Linked DNA regions of Homo sapiens: region 2 is linked to region 1. Evidence: read pairs that join two places in POLR2A ChIA-PET (ENCODE). Cell type or tissue: K562. All regions are shown on one strand. Each heading gives the region's core, and the rest is flanking DNA. Links, peaks and the distances in the headings are about the cores only. Region 1 overlaps CYSTM1 (cysteine rich transmembrane module containing 1). Region 2 has its middle 21 kb from the start of HSPA9.

Region 1 (8,330 bases), core at 170-8,169:
CTCAGCCTCCCAAAGTGCTGGGATTACAGTGTAACCCACCACACCTGGCCTAGAATTACTGAGTTTTATACTGCCATATCATCTCTGGTTTAGAGTTTTCATCAAATTTTGGCATTGACATATTAGTTTATTCCATTCACACAGTCATTTGTTCATCCATAAATACTTATAGGAGCATCAACTATAACCCAGTACTACTGGGTTCCAGGTGCTGCTGAGATAATGGTAAGCAAGAGACAGTTCCTATTCAGGGTATGAGAGAGACAGACAATAACACCAGCAATCACAAAACCAAGCGAAGATAGAGGAAGCAGAGCGTACTGTAAGCTCAAAGTAGAGATAACTAATTACTCAGGGAAGTCAGAGAAAGATTCTAATAGAAGTGATGATCACATGACTAAGCATAAACAGAAATTCGTATTACTCCAAATTTCATACTCTGCAGAGGCAAGAATCTGTGAGATGTTTCAGAGAAAAAGCAAAGCACATTTGAGGAACTGACTAGGTTCTAATGGCTGAAGCACACTTCACGGGATGAGGCCAAAGGGTCAGCTCATAAACAGCCTTGCTAAGAGCAGACTTCTAGGTTTGCTGCATCTTCCTTTTCTATCGTTATTCTTTATTTCTTTTAAAAGGATTCATGTAACTTTATGTTTGTTTGTTGAATACTATTGACAAACTTAATAATTCACTTATTTCATATGTATTAAGTACCTACTACATATCAGGCCTAGAGCTGGAGATAAGAGGTAAAGAACTATATAGCTGGCTTGCTCCTCCCCTTCAGTATTGCTATTAATATAAATAAAATTATCACTTCCATTTGTCTGCTATTGCATCAGATGGAATATGCTGGAAGTTTTCCAAATTTTAAGGATATGGTGAAGGTAGTTTGACAGAATAGACAAAACTTACTTTGGGAGGTCCAAAAGGCAGTTACCTCAAAGTGTTACACAAGTTACTAAAACTGAAGTATAAGTAGAAGCCCAAATGACTCCCCAATCGGAAGAGTCATACCATACTTGTGAATGTACAGTGAGCAGAGGTAAGAAATGATGGTCTCAAATCTTAAACCCAAGGCCAAAGTCACAACAATAGGCATTCCAGAACTGTAGGCCTTCTCCTAGGAAGAACTTGCTCCTGATATGGACACTTTAACACAGGAGCCCCAGGGGGATAGCAATAGCAGGGATTTACATTTTTAAAGATGGTAGCAGTGCTCCCAGTAACAGTGCAACACCAGGAGACCTCTGATAGTCAGCATAACGTGGACAAGATATTTCTTTTTACGACTTGCTCAGCATTTTAAACACATTGCTGGGTATTGCCATTTTCTAAATTGCTCTTCTTTTAGGGACAGACTGGAGGAAGACAACCTGCAGTATTACTCCATTATTGTCCAAATACTGATTCTGGTCTCAACCTCCCAAATATCATTAGCCATCCCCTACTTCATTCAATATCTCTTGTTTGCCAGAGTTTTACCAGGCCCTGAGCTATTCTCATATAGTCAATGAATGAATAAGTATTAGAACGTATCTTTTGTATCAACATTTTGGCTGTGGCTTCACAATAGCCCCTCTATGGAGTACAAAATGATACACAGCTCAGATATGGGACCTTTCGCTGAACAAGGGCATCAAAGTGCACATGGAAGGCAAAAACTAACAATGGATCATCTACCTCTGAAGGCCCTGGCCCAGAGTGATGAAGAGGTTCAGAGACTGTCTTATTTTCCTTTCTCACAAAAAATATCTGATACAAAAACCACACACTGCTTTTATAACTGAGTTCATATGAAGCTAAAAATCTACAAACTATTTAGTAACATAGTTTGCTAATGCCATTCAGATAATTGCTTTAAGCCGCTATCCCCAACATTAAGATAACACAAAGATGTAAGTATTCTCAACTTGTCCTGATAGATTAGGAACAGCAAATTCTGAAAAGTCATACCATACCTACATTAATTATCCATAGTTCAGAATTATTTGAAAATGTGACTACAGTCAATCTTGTCTCCCTCCAATACTAAACTTGGTAGGTACATTTTAGCATTCTTCCAGACTTAGAGACTTTCTGAGGGAATTCAGAGAAGTTCCCTTCAACAGAGGATAACATATCATCTGCTAAAACCTTTCTCCATAAAGCTTTCTGTAAAGAACCTCTAGTTGGATCCAGGGCTTGGTGCTCTGTAAGATATAACATTTATAAACATTCCTGGGAAAAAAGACATTACTACCTGAAAATATCAACAACTAAAATGACCTATCCTTAGCCACCAGGTATTGGTGTCCCATTCCTCCCTAATGTTTAGAGCAGACAGCCTTTCTTTTTATAGCGGGTCTATCCTTTTTTCTTATAAACTCTTCAATAAAGACATATTTTTAAGTAAAACCCCAAATAAATACATAAAAACACCCTATCCTTTGAACGAGCAATTCTACCTTTAGGAATTTATCTTACAGATATATACTAGTGCCAGCCGGTATGCCAAAAAAAAAAAACCCAACTTTATACACATGCATATATATTAAATATAATGTTCATCAATATGAGAATGGTTAAATAAACCATGGTATTTCCAATCCATGGAACTGCTGCTATATGACGCTTCAGAAGAATAAGTTAGAACTACCTGTGCTGATATGAAAAAGCACCAACATGGTGGGAAAAAAACAAATTGCAACACAGTGCATTCTATTACCCCATTTGGGTTTAAAAATAAACTTCTATTTCTAAACCTGAATAGATCACACAGTTACACTAATGAATACAATTATTGATTAAACTGTACATTATACATACTTTTTTATACATATGTTATATTTAACAATGAAAGTTAAAACCCTTGCTAATCATCTTTAGGTAAAGTAGCCACATGGCTTTTACAAGAAAATAATCAATTTTTTAACTCATTAAGCAGGAAAGCCATGCTCCTAGATGCTTCCAACAATCCATCTAACCACATGGGAAGACAATTTGGTCCAGTTGCTACCTGGGAAAACCTAGCTTCAGGGCAGGATCCACAGCTGCAAATAGTCCTGTGGGTTCCAGGCTAACCTCACCCAAGGGCTCCTTCTCCAGCCTTCATTCATCATGTATGGTCCTCTGCAAAAGCTAGAGGACTGCCTGGATGCAGTATTCCCCTCTGCATTCAGCTTATGGAAGGGTCCCCACAGGTAAGCCTCAGCCCCTTGTCTAATGGATCCTGGCATTGTCAGCAAACCCTGATTATAATACCTTCCCCATACTGCTGGGACCCCCATATCGGGGAGGAGCACATCCAGCCTCACCCAACCACTCAGTTCAGGGACTCTGGTCAGTACCCCACCAACACTGCTATCTGAAAGCCAGTAGAGAAATGAAGGTTGGCTTCTCCTCAGAAAAATAGGGTAGGGATCTCTGAATTACATCTAGTCACTGGGACATATAGGACAGCATTATAATTGGAACTTCAAATAGTCAACCCTCAAAGTGAGAATGGAGAGAAAATGGGGCCCAGCAAGAGAGAGGCTCAAAAGAGAGGGCAGTATTGAACAGAAGGGAAAGGAAAAGGGAAGAAAGCTGTGAACACAGAAAGTGAGTTGGGGAATTGAAAGGAGCGGTTAGGGCATGGAGAGAGAGAAAAGGGAAGAACTCTGCCCCCTGCCAAGTTGAGAGGACACACTAGAAAGGGACAGGTCCATCCCTCCCAACAAGCCTGATAAGGCCACTTCCCAGGCCAGGTCCCCTGCCAGCCCAGCCCCTGAAAGACAGGCTCTGCCTGCCTCCTCCCAGAGCATTAGATTAGGCTTTGTGGGAAAGTTGAAATCTTGATGATTTAGAAAGAGGCCCCTACAGCTTAACGTGCTGGCAATTTAACTAAGCGCTCCTGGTTCCTGATGAATACCAAGCCAGCCTGGCTTTGCTCCATCATGAAAGCACGCTCTCCTGACCCTCTGAGGGAGCAGCAGCTCAGTCAGCACTGCGGGGTGGCTCTTAATGGACAACAGTGAATTTCACATCAAACCAGGAAGTACCACTCATGCCTATCATGTGCTGCACCCTAAGAGACCATACAACCCAGGGCAGCTCACCCTCCCCCTTTCTTCTGTTTTCATAGGATTCTTAAAGGAATAGGCTTTACGGACAATGAAGATTGGGGGAAAAAAATTCTAGATGATAACTTCAGTTTCTATCATTAGCAACATCCACAAACAGTTCTCTATATGTGAAAGGAACTCAAAGTAGTTTGGGTTATTGATGAGTTAAAAAAAAAAAAAGCATCCCTCCTGCCCCCCAAGAAAGATCTGAGTTTCCCAGGAGAATCTGAGTTTTCTAAGAGCACGCTGGCACAGAAAGAACAATGTAACACAGCATCAATGAAGCCACACCCCTGGCAGAGGGCCTAGAATTTAATATAGTATACAGCCTCACCACCACTCAGGCCTCTTTTTGGCAAACTTCAGATCAAAACAGAAGTGGTTTCACATTGCATTTACCTCTTGTTACCTCCTAGATTCTTCATTCTGTGGCCTTCCTAGTATCATAGAACCACACAAGTTTTAGGAAAAGATAGGATTGAAGGGGCCCTCTCTGAAGGCCTGCCTACTCCAAACCATCCTACCACCCATCTACTGCTGCCTGAAAAACTCACTATTAGTGAGTCATATCTTTGGGTAAAGGCTGTATTGCCCCAGGTGGGATATGTGGAACTTGGGGAACATGGACAAACAACTTCAATAATTTATACCTTCTATTTGTGACAGGTGATGTAGTAGTTATCAGTTTAAGGCAATGATATCGTTTCCCTTTTAAACAAATTTTAGGGTTTTAAAAAATGGGTCAACTTTAAGAAGAATGTTAAACAACAGTACAGATGACATAAAGATAAGACAAAAATCATGCAGGGGAACACAAATGAAGTGTGAAAAACACTAGGGTTTACTTTCAAGACCCTCCCTTTAAATACAACTACCCGGCCGAAGGTGGTGTCACACGCCTGTGATCCCAGCACTTTGGGAAGCTGAGGCAGGAGGATCCCTTGAGGCTAGGACTTTAAGAATGGCCTAGTCAACATAGCAAGACCTAGTCAACATAGCAAAAAATACAGACGGGGGTCCTGCTATCTTGCAGTGGCAGTGGCCCCCGTGGCTCTTGCAGGTGCAGTGGCTCATGCAGCAGGATTGCCTGAGCTCAGGAGTTTGAGACCAGCCTGGGCAACATAGTGAGACCCCCATCTCTATGAAATATAAATAAAAAATTAACCAGGCACAGTGATATGTGCCTGTAGTCCTAGCTACTCAGGAGACTGAGGTGGGAAGATCTTTTGAGCCCAGGAGTTTGAGCCTGCACTGAGCTATGATCATGCCATGCACTCCAGTCTGGCAGATTGTCCCTAAAGCAAAATAATAATCAGTAAGTAAATACAATTATCCCTCATTAGTTTCTCACACAGCCACCACCAGACATTAAAGGCCACCAAAAATTAGTTCAACAAAGTTAGCAGAGCCAGAAGGGTGCAGAAACTGCGATCAAAGATTAGATTGGCTTTAGAGAGGGTGGTGTTGGGGAGGAAAGGCTGTTAGTGGGGAAGAGGCAGAAGGGCAAAGTCTGGAGTGTCCAGGAAGCTAGTGGCAGCAGGAAAGCACTAAGTATTCGACTTAACAATAAGGGCTCACAGAATAGCCACATTCTTACAAATGTCCCCCTCTTCACACACTTTCTCCCCAACTGACTCTGCCTAAGATTCTGAAACTGAAAGCTGACCAGTAAAGTACTGCGTGCAGCATTAAACGTTTAACGTGGCAGAAGTCTAGCACCATTTCCCAGGTCTTCCTCTCCCCAAATGTCTTTGTAGTTCAACTGTTTCCCATCCCTACTTTTCTCTGAATAAGAAGCATGCCTAGATAGTTTTCAGTTACGATGTTTTCTGAGCCAATGCTCTTGAGACTGGCTAATGATTCTTTAGTACAAATAATCAGGAAACTAGTGATAGGAACCTCTGAATAAGGCATTTACTCTTCAGTGAGTAAATTCAGGTAGATCAAACCCTCCTCCCACCATGACCATCAATATTCTCCCTTAAACCATTTAATGAAAAGAGTTTAGAAAAATATAAATCATCTGTTGTTTTGGCAAAGTCATACCACAAGCTTGCTGCCCACAGAGACTGGATTCAAACCATTTGTCTCCTTTGCTTTAGATGTGAGGACCTACCCAGTTTCCAAGATCTGACTTGGAGGCCTAAATCAATAATAATATTCCACATACATCTCCTAAAAGCTATAAAGGAATCATTCCAAGCTCACTTCCTTTTGAAGACTCCTTTGTGTAGTGCCCAAAATGGTGTGAACATTTTTGGTTGTAAAGTGGGAGGGTCAGTTTATGTTCAATTCCCTTGCTTTATACTACTGCTGTTTAATTGCTGACTCCCATTTTATAGCCAAGCCAATTAGTAGCCTTGGCCAAGCGTGAGGAGCTTGGAAGCCTGAAACATGGCACTCAGCTAAGCCTACAGATAACAGAAAGCCTTTTCTGTCAGAATTTCCCTCATGAGAGAGAGCTTGACCTGGCCAACAAATGTCAGAAGTCTAAAAGATGGATGTTGTAGTTCAGTACGTAGTGTCCCTGGGCACATCAGCAAGCACTCGAATCCTACTAGATTGAGTGACAGGACTGGTGGCCTGACACAGGTGAGGGAAATTTTAAAAGATGACTATTTCACTCCTCATCCAATTTACTGAACAATCTTACTCCCTTTTGTCTCTGACCAGCTTAATAACTTACTCCTTTGAGGGCTGTGACACTTTCTGATAATACTCTTGCTGTTAAAAAAGATGCTGGGTCATAGGCTGCCAGTTCCACAGCCTTCTGTTACTGGTTTACTCCAGGCACTCCAAAAAAAGCCAAGACCAGGTTAACAGAGAATAAAAGAAAAAAGAGAGTGAGGCTGGGCGCGGTGACTCACGTCTGTAATCCCAGCACTTTGGGAGGCTGAGGCGGGTGGATCACCTGAGGTCAGGAGTTCGAGACCAGCCTGGCCAACGTGGTGAAACCCCGTCTCTACTAAAAAATACAAAAAATTAGCCAGGCATGGTAGTGCATGCCTGTAGTCCCAGCTACTCGGGAGGCTGAGGCAGGAGAATCGTTTGAACCTGGGAGGCAGAGGTTGCAGTGAGCTGAGATCGTGCCATTGCACTCCGGCCTGGGAGACAGAGCAAGACTCTGTCTCAAAAGAAAAGAAAAGAAAGAAAAAAAAGAGAGTGAACAATCTGAGCTTTACTATTTATATATGAAATATAAACAGGAATTTAGTTAGCCTCAGGCTTCCAAATTTTTATTTTTATTTTTCAGACAGAGTCTTCCTCTGTCTCCCAGGCTGGAGTGCAGTGGCACAATCTTGGCTCATTGCAACCTCCGCCTCCTGGGTTCAAGCAATTCTTGTGCCTCAGCCTCCCGACTTAGCTGGGATTACAGGCGTATGCCACCATGCTCAGCTAGTTTTTGTAATTTTAGTAGAGACAGGGTTTCGCCATGTTGGCCAGGCTGGTCTCGAACTCCTGGCCTCAAGCAATCCACCCACCTCGGCCTCCCAAAGTGCTGAGATTACAGGTGTGGGCCACCGTGCCCAGCCATTTTTTTTTTTTTTAAGCGACAAGATGTCATTCTGTCTTCCAGGCTGGAGTGCGGTGGCGTGATCATGGTTCATTGCAGCCTCAAACTCCTGGGCTCCAGCGATCCTCCCACCTCAGCCTCCTGAGTAGCTAGGATTACAGGCACATACCACATGCCCAGCTAATTTTTAAAAATTTTTTGTAGCTATGGGGTCTCCCTGTGTTGCTCAGGCTGGTCTTGAACTCCTGGGCTCAAGCGATCCTCTTGCCTCAGCCTCCCAAAGTGCTAGGATTACCGCACCGGGCCTCAGATCTTGATTACAGGCTGATTAGTAACCAAGCCCATAAAACCCCAGGAAAAAACAAAGCCAAACAAAACAAAAAACCAGCAAAAAGTCCAGGCATGGTAGCTCATGCCTGTAATCCCAGCACTTTGGGAGGCTGAGGCAGGCAGATTGCTTGAGCCTAGGAGTTTGAGGGGAGCCTGGGCAACATGTCAAAACTCCATCTCCACAAAAAACACAAAAAATTAGCTAGGTGTGGTGGTGCAGGCCTGTAGTCCCAGCTACTCAGGAGACTGAGTCGGGAGGATGGCTTGAGCCCAGGAGGTGGAGGTTGCAGTGAGCTGCGATTACACCACTGCACTCCAGCCCAGGCAACAGAGCCAGAACCTGTCTCAAAAAAATTAAAAAAACCAAATCAGCAAAAAGGTCTTAGATAGCCAGGCATGGT
Region 2 (8,330 bases), core at 30-8,029, 1.6 Mb after region 1:
AATGAGCTAGATGTACTCTACAGTCAAAAAGGCAAAAAGACAACGCATGCTGTAATGGACACGAGTTTCTCCCCAAGTGTTGCTTCCTTAGGGGATCAATCTCTTTAGTTATTCCAAAACCACATGGTCCTGGGAGTGGCAAGATCCTCCCCTGGACTTCAGGGGTAAGGACATGACCCAGGCCTAGCCCATCAGATTACTCCACACCTCTAGGCACAGCAACTGATTCAGAGAAGGACGTAGAACTCAAACCAGACCAATCACAGTGCTCTCCGGGCTTCTGCAGGAGCTATGGAAAAAATACATACTCTCTCCATGGAATGGTGAGTTCTGAGGGTAGCGCTGGTTTGGAGCTGCTGGTGGCCACCTGGCTGCCATATGTGAAGAGCCTGTCTGACCCTGAAGCAAGGCAGCAACAAGCAAAGCCAAGGAACAGGGATAGTCTGTACCCCATGCACCATTTGTTTTTGTGTGTGGGTGTTTTTGTTTGTTTGTTAATTTTCTTTTCTGAGACAGAGTCTTGCTCTGTCACCCAGGCTGGAGTGCAGTGGCACAATCTCAGCTCACTGCAACCTCCACCTCCCAGGTTCAATTAATTCTCCTGCCTCAGCCTCCTGAGTAGCTAGGATTACAGGTGTGTGCTACCACACCTGGCTAATTTTTTTTTTTTTTTTAGATGGAGTCTCTGTCACCCAGGCTGGAGTGCAGTGGCCCAATCTCAGCTCACTGCAAGCTCTGCCTCCCGGGTTCATGCCATTCTCCTGCCTCAGCCTCCCGAGTAGCTGGAACTACAGGTGCCTGCCACCACGCCCAGCTAATTTTTGTATTTTTAGTAGAGACAGGGATCCACCGTGTTAGCCAAGATGGGCTTGATCTCCTGACCTCATGATCCGCCCGCCTTGGCCTCCCAAAGTGCTGAGATTACAGGCATGAGCCACCGCGCCCTGCATTTTTGTATTTTTAGTAGAGACGGGGTTTCACCGTGTTGGCTAGGCTGGTCTCAAACTCCTCACCTCATGATCTGCCTGCCTTGGCCTCCCAAAGTGCTGGGATTACAAATGTGAGCCACCGTGCCCAGCGTGTTTTTTAATAAGCTGGTGTTTTGAAATTTTTATTTATTTTTGTATAAATGGGATCTCGCTATGTTGCCCAGGCTGCTTTTGAACTCCTGGGCTCAAGCAATCCTCCCACCTCAGTCTTCCAAAGTGCTGGGATTACAGGTGTGAGCCACGGTGCCCTGGCCATGATGCATCATTTGAAGTCATGGATCTAGTCTTCCCAAAGCCAGTCGACCATTTTGCTGGAGATGTTTGGAAGAAAACAGCTACCTTTTAGTTAGTTGTCTCTCTGGGATAAGGTCCTTATACTACCTTTCTGTTTGTTTGAGACACAGTCTCGCTCTGTCACTCAGGCTGGAGTGCAGTGGCGCAATCACAGCTCACTGCAACCTCTGCCTCCTGAGTTCAAGTCATTCTCATCCTTCAGCCTCCCAAGTAACTGGGACCACAGGCACACACCACCACGCCTGGCTAATTTTTTTGTATTTTTGGTAGAGACAGGGTTTCACCATGTTGGCCAGGCTGGTCTTGAACTGAGCTCAAGTGATCCACCTGCCTTAGCTTCCCAAAGTGATGGGATTACAGGCATGAGCCACCATTCCTGGCACTACCCCTATTTTATTCCCTCCCACAAAATATGTTGGGAGAAAAGTTATGGAAATGGATAATAATTATCCAAAATTTTCCTTTTCACCTCTAAATCAAAACACAAGATTCCAGATCTCTTGAGAGTAAGAATCAGGAGCCACTCTGATTCTAGAAATAGTGAGTCAACTAAGTGCTTTGAGGTCAGAGATATTTGAGGTGTATCCCTACATCTTTGGGAGCATCTCGATAAACATTTACTGTGCTCTCTGTCTCATTTTCTCTGGGGATCACTATCAAAATAGACGGATCAAGGTACCACCCAGTGGCCTTGCCAGAGAGGGTTCTTTGCCCCCTCACCAACTCCCTTCCCATCCTCACCACTAGTGGGAAGGAGGTCTTCAACATAACGGTGCATTGAAGTTAAGCTCTAAGGGGTGACAGAAGCAATGAGGAACCGTCTTGGAGGTGCTTTACTGGAAGAAAGTAAGAATCCACCTTCATCCTTCCAAAATAGAGCCAGACCTTGGCCAGGCGCTGTGGCTATAATGCCAGCACTTTGGGAGGCCAAGGTGGGCGGATCATCTTAGGTCAGTAGTTCAAGACCAGCCTAGCCAACATGGAGAAACCCCATCTCTACTAAAAATGCAAAAATTAGCCAGGCGTGGTGGCACACACCTGTAATCCGAGCTACTCAGGAGGCTGAGGCAGGAGAATCGCTTTAACCTGGGAGGCAGAGGTTGCAGTGAACCAAAATCACACCACTGCACTCCAGCCTGGGCAACAGACCGAGACACTGTCTCAAAAAATTAAAATTAAAATTAAAAAATGGAGCCAGACCCAATCTCACAGGCCCTAATAATGAAGCCTGGACTCAGAGAAGAAAGCAGGGGGTAGAAAGGAAGGAGGAGGAAATTTAAAGGGAACAATTGCAAAAAGATTGAAAAAGAAAGCCCCAAGAACAAAATAGCATCATGAAGAGGCCAAGAAGCTGAGCAAAACATAGCAGAGGGATGACAAGACCTGAGTACCTGCCGCCTTTCCTCAGAGCAGCCGGTTCCCTGGGCAGGTGCTGGGCTTCTTCCAGAGAGCTCCGGACCCTGCCCAGGGGAGTGTGGCGCTCAGGGCGCAGCTGGCTCCCAGGCAGAGCACAGACCTACCCGGCTGACTGTCTAGTCATGGCTCAAAGGTTCTTCCAGTCAATGTGCTTCCTTTACTGGTTAAACCTATGGAACCTCAGCCTGTGGCTCTCTGCTAACAAGGCTTTTTATACCCTTGCTACCACAGCTGTCTGCCAGATGCCTATTGAAGGAGCCATCTATTGCTAGAAAAACACACTCCACTTCTTTTTCAGTGGGCCTTTACTCCTCTATGCTTTCTGAACATAGAGAGAGGGGCTGTTGTTCCCAATGCTCGTTGTCATTGGGCATTAATCATCACTATACTCACAGGGCTCTCTACAGCCATTTGGGTTGCTCAATACTCTGCCACTTGGGAGAGCGGCTGTATTAGGTCAGGTTCCCCAGAAGCAGAGCCTGAGGTAGGATTCAAGGCACACGATTTATTGAGATGTGGCTTCAGAAGAAAGAGAATGAAGGAAGCAGGGAAGGGTAGGAGAGAAGGATATGGCTGCAACTTTGTGTTTAGCCTCAGCCTGACTCCACTGGGGGGTACTCAAGAGCATAAACAGCACCAAGGAATTGATCCTTTCTTGCAATGAAGGGGCTGGTCTTTGTACCCTCTTGGCTGAAACCTGAAGGGGATGGGTACAGGAGGGTACAAAGGGTCTCCTACACACTGGGAGCAATTTTCTGGAGGCGGGGACATCTGTGAGCTATTGGAGTCCCAGATAACAGCTGGGGGATGGATACACTGAAAAGGTAAAGGGAATCTGGGCAGGGTACCAGCAGCATCCAATACAGCTACACGTTAGTTGGCCAGGGCTGATGTAACACAATACCATAGACTGGGTGACTTAAACAACAGACATTTATTTTCTTACAGTTCAGGAGGCTAGAAGTCCAAGATGGGGGCAGTAAGAGGGGGAGAGGGGGAGGCAGAGTAGAGAAACCAAGCCCTCTGGTGTCTCTTCCTATAAGGGAACTAATCCCACCCTGAGGGACCCATCTTCATGACCTCACTTTAATCTGACTGCCTCCGCAAAGTCCCACCTCCAAATACCATCTGGGCATTAGGGCTTCAACATACGAATTTTGGGGGCACACAGTTCAGTCCATAGCAGCTACCATTTTCTAAACAGGAAAGCCAGCTTTGTTCCATGAGAGCCATTTCCCCACCAGTCATTTCCCTGCCACCTAAATTCCTCTGGGAACCCCATTTGTTGACTGATATGGAAGAGTTAAGTTTAAACCCCAGCTAGCAGAAACAGGCCTAGGATCTCCCAATGGCTTCTCTTTCTTCTGCCTTAGCAGATGCTCTGCTTGATCTGGGAAAATCAGGCTGGGAATGCTTGCAAGCCTCAGTCCTTGGTAAGTATTCTGGAGGTGACAGCTGAGGCATGTGCATGCACTCCTACCCAGCTCAGGCTTTGAAGCTCGGGAGCAGAGCCATTAACATTCTCTTCAGCCCACAGATAGTTCTCTTCAGCCCTTGTTGGTCTCATTTTCTTCCCTCCTGACTTTTTCATCAAGAGCAGCAGCTTTCTTGTTCCTAGAACCTTTTCTTCTCTTCAAAGAGCTCTGGTCCCCAGGGAGGCCTGTGGCAGAGAGACTTGCCAGACACTTCTGGGTTCCCAATGAAGAGGAGACCATGCCACCTGCTTTGCAGCTAAGAACCCAAGCACCCCCGCTCCCTTCACAGATGCCTTCAGGATTGAGCAAAGGACCAGCCAGGGGGGCCCACTTGCCCCCTGGTTTCCTGGGCATCTGCAGGGGTTAGGCCGTGGGCTAGAGGGACTATCCTGCTGGGTCCTCAGGTCCACTCCTACTTCTGAATTTGGGCTATTTAAATAGAGGAGGTCAGAGAGGATAGTCACAGAGAGTAGGAATCCACCCACTGCCCCACCTCCATTCTGAAGCTATGAGAGGAGGTGGGGAGGGCTCCTTTCACAGAAGACCTCCTGTAGGCTGGAGAGGGGCAGAGAAGAGTTCTCAGTGGGAGCACCGTTCACGCCTGTGTGATTTATTAAGAGCTACTATCTATCAAGCTGTGTGGGGGGGTGCTTAGAGAATAGGAAAAAGTAATATCGGGGAAACTTAAATTCTACTAGCCCCAAAGCAAATTTCCTAAGCAGTCTACAGATGTTAGTAAAAGGGACTCCAGTGCTTGCAATTCAGACAGAGGAGAGTCAAGCAGATGGTAATTCACCATCATTGTCTAAACTTTCCTCTTAGGGCTGCCCTTTCTCCAAGAGCCACTGGTTGTATCCCTGTTCCCCCATGAGGTTTTGCAGGGGTGAGCGAATTGTGCCATATTCCTCCACTGCCCAGGACTTGGTTCTGTCATCTCTGCATCTTCCCTGCCCCATGCCCTACAGTTGTCTCAGGAATCCGAGCACTCACTCCTTACAGTTGCTTCTGCAGTGATTCCAGAGAGATACAAGAAAGCAACCTCCCCAGGAGCATATTTTATCAAACTCCTGTGCAGTCAGAACAACAGTTATGGCAATGAGGTGCCATCATTTTTATTCATTTCCCTGTCCCCTCTGGCTGCAGAGCTGGGCCCAGCATCACATTGCACACCAGCCCAGGTAGGCCCAGCAGCACACAGAGGACTGTGACTCCATCTGCTGGCTTGACAGCAGCTCCAGATCAGAGCCTTTGAATTCCTTGCAAGGCAGGCTCTGGCTCTGAACTGGAAGACCAAGAAGTCTTTTCATCATGATAAAGTAAAGATATTCAGCCATTTTGTCAAAGGCGATGACATCTACCCCTCCCACCTTAAACCCATAGACACAGATACAAATACGCCAGGGAAACACTGAGCCAAGGATTGTTGATCTCTCTGACAGGAGTTAGGGAAGGCAGCCCAGTAGCCACTGGCTGTGCTGTGCATAAGCATTGCTTTGGGGGCTATAATAGAGACCTTCATACAACAAGAGGACAGCTCCAAACCGAGGTAGGGGTGGGATCAGAAAAACACTAATGAAATTAGCGTTTTCTTCTTTCCATCATGCCCTTCACCTCTACTTGCCTTCTTTATGAAAGAGGCTTCCTCTGTAGATTACTTAACTATTCCCAAGGGCCTGTGGTCCATGCAGAGTCATCTTTATCCTCAAGATTTCTTACTGCTCTTACTGAGCAAGGAAAGGATGAGGGCCCACTTTAGAGATGAGAACAATTAAGCTTCCTTGAGAGAAGACAGGAGAACAATAATATTACCTACCTATACTCAGAAAATAACCACTTGGTTCCTGAAATCCCTTGTTTGATGACATTGTGTTATTTGGAAATTTCAGTAAGGCTCCAATATGCAGTACCCATGTCATACCAAAGTGAGGCGCCAGCAATGATGCAAATTTTCATAGGAAACAGTTGACAATCACTTATGGGACTCTCAAATTTTCACCCCTATCAAGGGGAAAAAGAAATTGTTGGATATTAAGAGAATGTTTCTGAAAAGGATTTATTCGGTGCAAAGTATTCGTGTGCTATGGGTACCCCCTCCAAAAGAAAGAGGATACCTGTGTTTCACTACAAGCCTAATGAGAAGAGCTTGGAAGAGACTCCTAGGAGAGTTTGATATGTGTCTTCTCCTGCAGTTAGCAGGACAGAGTGGTCTAATTTCTGACTCCAGCCCAAAAAAATGTAGAAGCCACCATATGTGCTAGCAGCTGCTTTGTGATGCTGGGATTTGTTCAGAGCTTGTGTGGGCAAAAACCTGTTTCTCACAGACCTGAGGTGGGGCACATGCATAGGGGGATGTTTTGGAGAGCATTTTAGATCCTGACCAATAGGAATGTCAGAGGGCAAACAGGCCTGAGCAGAAGAGAAACTGGAAATGGACTGTTACATTATGAGGGTCTGGAGAGGGCGAAAGCAACTGACAAGAGGGGAGTCCACTTGCCCAGGCCACTGGGAACTGCTGCAGCAGCAGCAGCAGCAGCAGCAGCAGCAGCAGCAGCAGCAGCAGCAGCAGTGTGTGTGTGTGTGTGTGTGTGTGTGTGCGCAGATCTCTGAAGAACCCACAAAAGTGCTTTATGAGAAAGCTAGATTTAAACACTGGCCACACTGGGAGGTAGGAGAGTGCAAAGCCAGCTTTGACATGAGACAAGTACCATATTTTCTGTCGCCTCTTAGTTTCTTGTGCTCTAATTCTAGAAGGATCAGAAACTTCAGAAGAGAAAGACTACACCCTTTCTTTTCATTTGCAGCAGGCCCCAGATAGGAAGGACAAATAGCAAATAGCTTAAGCTTCGAAAACCAAGCAGAAACATTGATAATACCAAGCTGAACATTTTAAGTGCCTAATTGAAATCATGCTGTACTGCGTACAGTGGCTATAAGGCTTCCTAACACCTCCAAGGGATCCTGAAAAGTATTTGTCCAGGAGCACACTTAAGACCATCACTACAAAGCAGGTTTAAAGAAACAGTGGGGCCAGGCGCAGTGGCTCACGCCTGTGATCTCAACACTTTGGCAGGCCGAGGTGGGCAGATTGCTTGAGGTTAGGAGTTCGAGACCAGCCTGGCCAACACAGCGAAATCCCGTCTCTACTAAAAAAAAAAAAAATAGCTGGGCATGGTGGCAGGCACCTGTAATCCCAGCTACTCAAGAGGCTGAGGCAAGAAAATTGCTTGAACCCTGGAGGCAGAGATTGCAGTGAGCCAAGATCACACCACTGCACTCCAGCCTCGGCAACAGAGCAAGACTCTGTCTTGAAAAAAAAAAAAAGAAAAGAAGAAACAGTGGGAGCTGAAAACAAAGTTTCTGTTATGATTATACCCCATCAGTACTGCTTGTCATTGTTCCAGTTGCAGTTATAAAAGTTGTTCTTCAATCTTTATTTTAAAAATAATTAAAACACCAAAGGACTCATAAGAAGAGGAGCTATTGTCAGAGCTAACAGTTCTCCTTGGCTTAACAATGTTTCAGTGTCCTTGTGGAAAATGAGGCTTCCAGCTCAGCCCACTTCTCCTCTTTCTTCTTCATTTCCTGAAGACTCTCTCTTCCCTCCTCCTGTTACTCTGCAGTATATAGCACAGTTCTGAGTACAGCCACTTTTAACAACATCATAAAACTCCCTCAGTCCTGCCCCCAACCCTGCCCATCTTCAGGAATACCATAAGGACTCAGAAGTCATCTCGACTGAGTTTCAGAGTCTCCTCCATGGTAACACTTGCTGCCATCTTCTCAATTTTACCTCTTTTTTTTTTTTTTTTTTTTGAGCCAGAGTCTCACCCTGTTGCCCAGGCCGGAGTGCAGTGGCACAATCTTGGCTCACTGCAACCTCCGCCTCCCAGGTTCAAGGGATTCCCCTGCCTCAGCCTCCCCAGTGGCTGGGATTACAGGCACGTGCCACCGCGTCCAGCTAATTTTTGTATTTTTAGTAGAGACGGGGTTTCACCATGTTGGCCAGGCTGGTCTCGAACTCCTGACCTCAGGTGATCTGCCTGCCTCGGCCTCTCAATACCTCCTCATTCTTTCCCTACAGTTGGGGAATGAGATACATACGCTTACACCCACATACAAAACACCATACAAAGAAAATTCTATACATGGATTCTAG

The links. ChIA-PET counts read pairs that join two places held together with the same protein. Peaks named below come from ENCODE experiments on the same cell type or tissue, not always from the same donor. Only the 100,000 strongest peaks of a DNase experiment are listed, where the experiment ranks them.
Region 2: POLR2A ChIA-PET joins it to region 1 with 10 read pairs; 2 of 35 experiments call an interaction of 5 or more read pairs at or near these places.

The regions. Positions count from the first base shown.
Region 1 is chr5:140,178,565-140,186,894 of GRCh38, reverse strand. All of the region lies in intron 1 of CYSTM1 (cysteine rich transmembrane module containing 1), which reads right to left. Among named protein-coding and RNA genes, the nearest start is that of CYSTM1, 7.5 kb to the right of the region's middle. In K562, for the core only: no CTCF peak of the experiment used is centred there; DNase peaks (open chromatin) are centred at 3,714, 3,953 and 6,791.
Region 2 is chr5:138,592,643-138,600,972 of GRCh38, reverse strand. No RefSeq gene overlaps it. Among named protein-coding and RNA genes, the nearest start is that of HSPA9, 21 kb to the right of the region's middle. In K562, for the core only: CTCF peaks have their summits at 5,388 (motif pointing left) and 6,116; no DNase peak of the experiment used is centred there; H3K27me3 peaks cover 2,606 bases.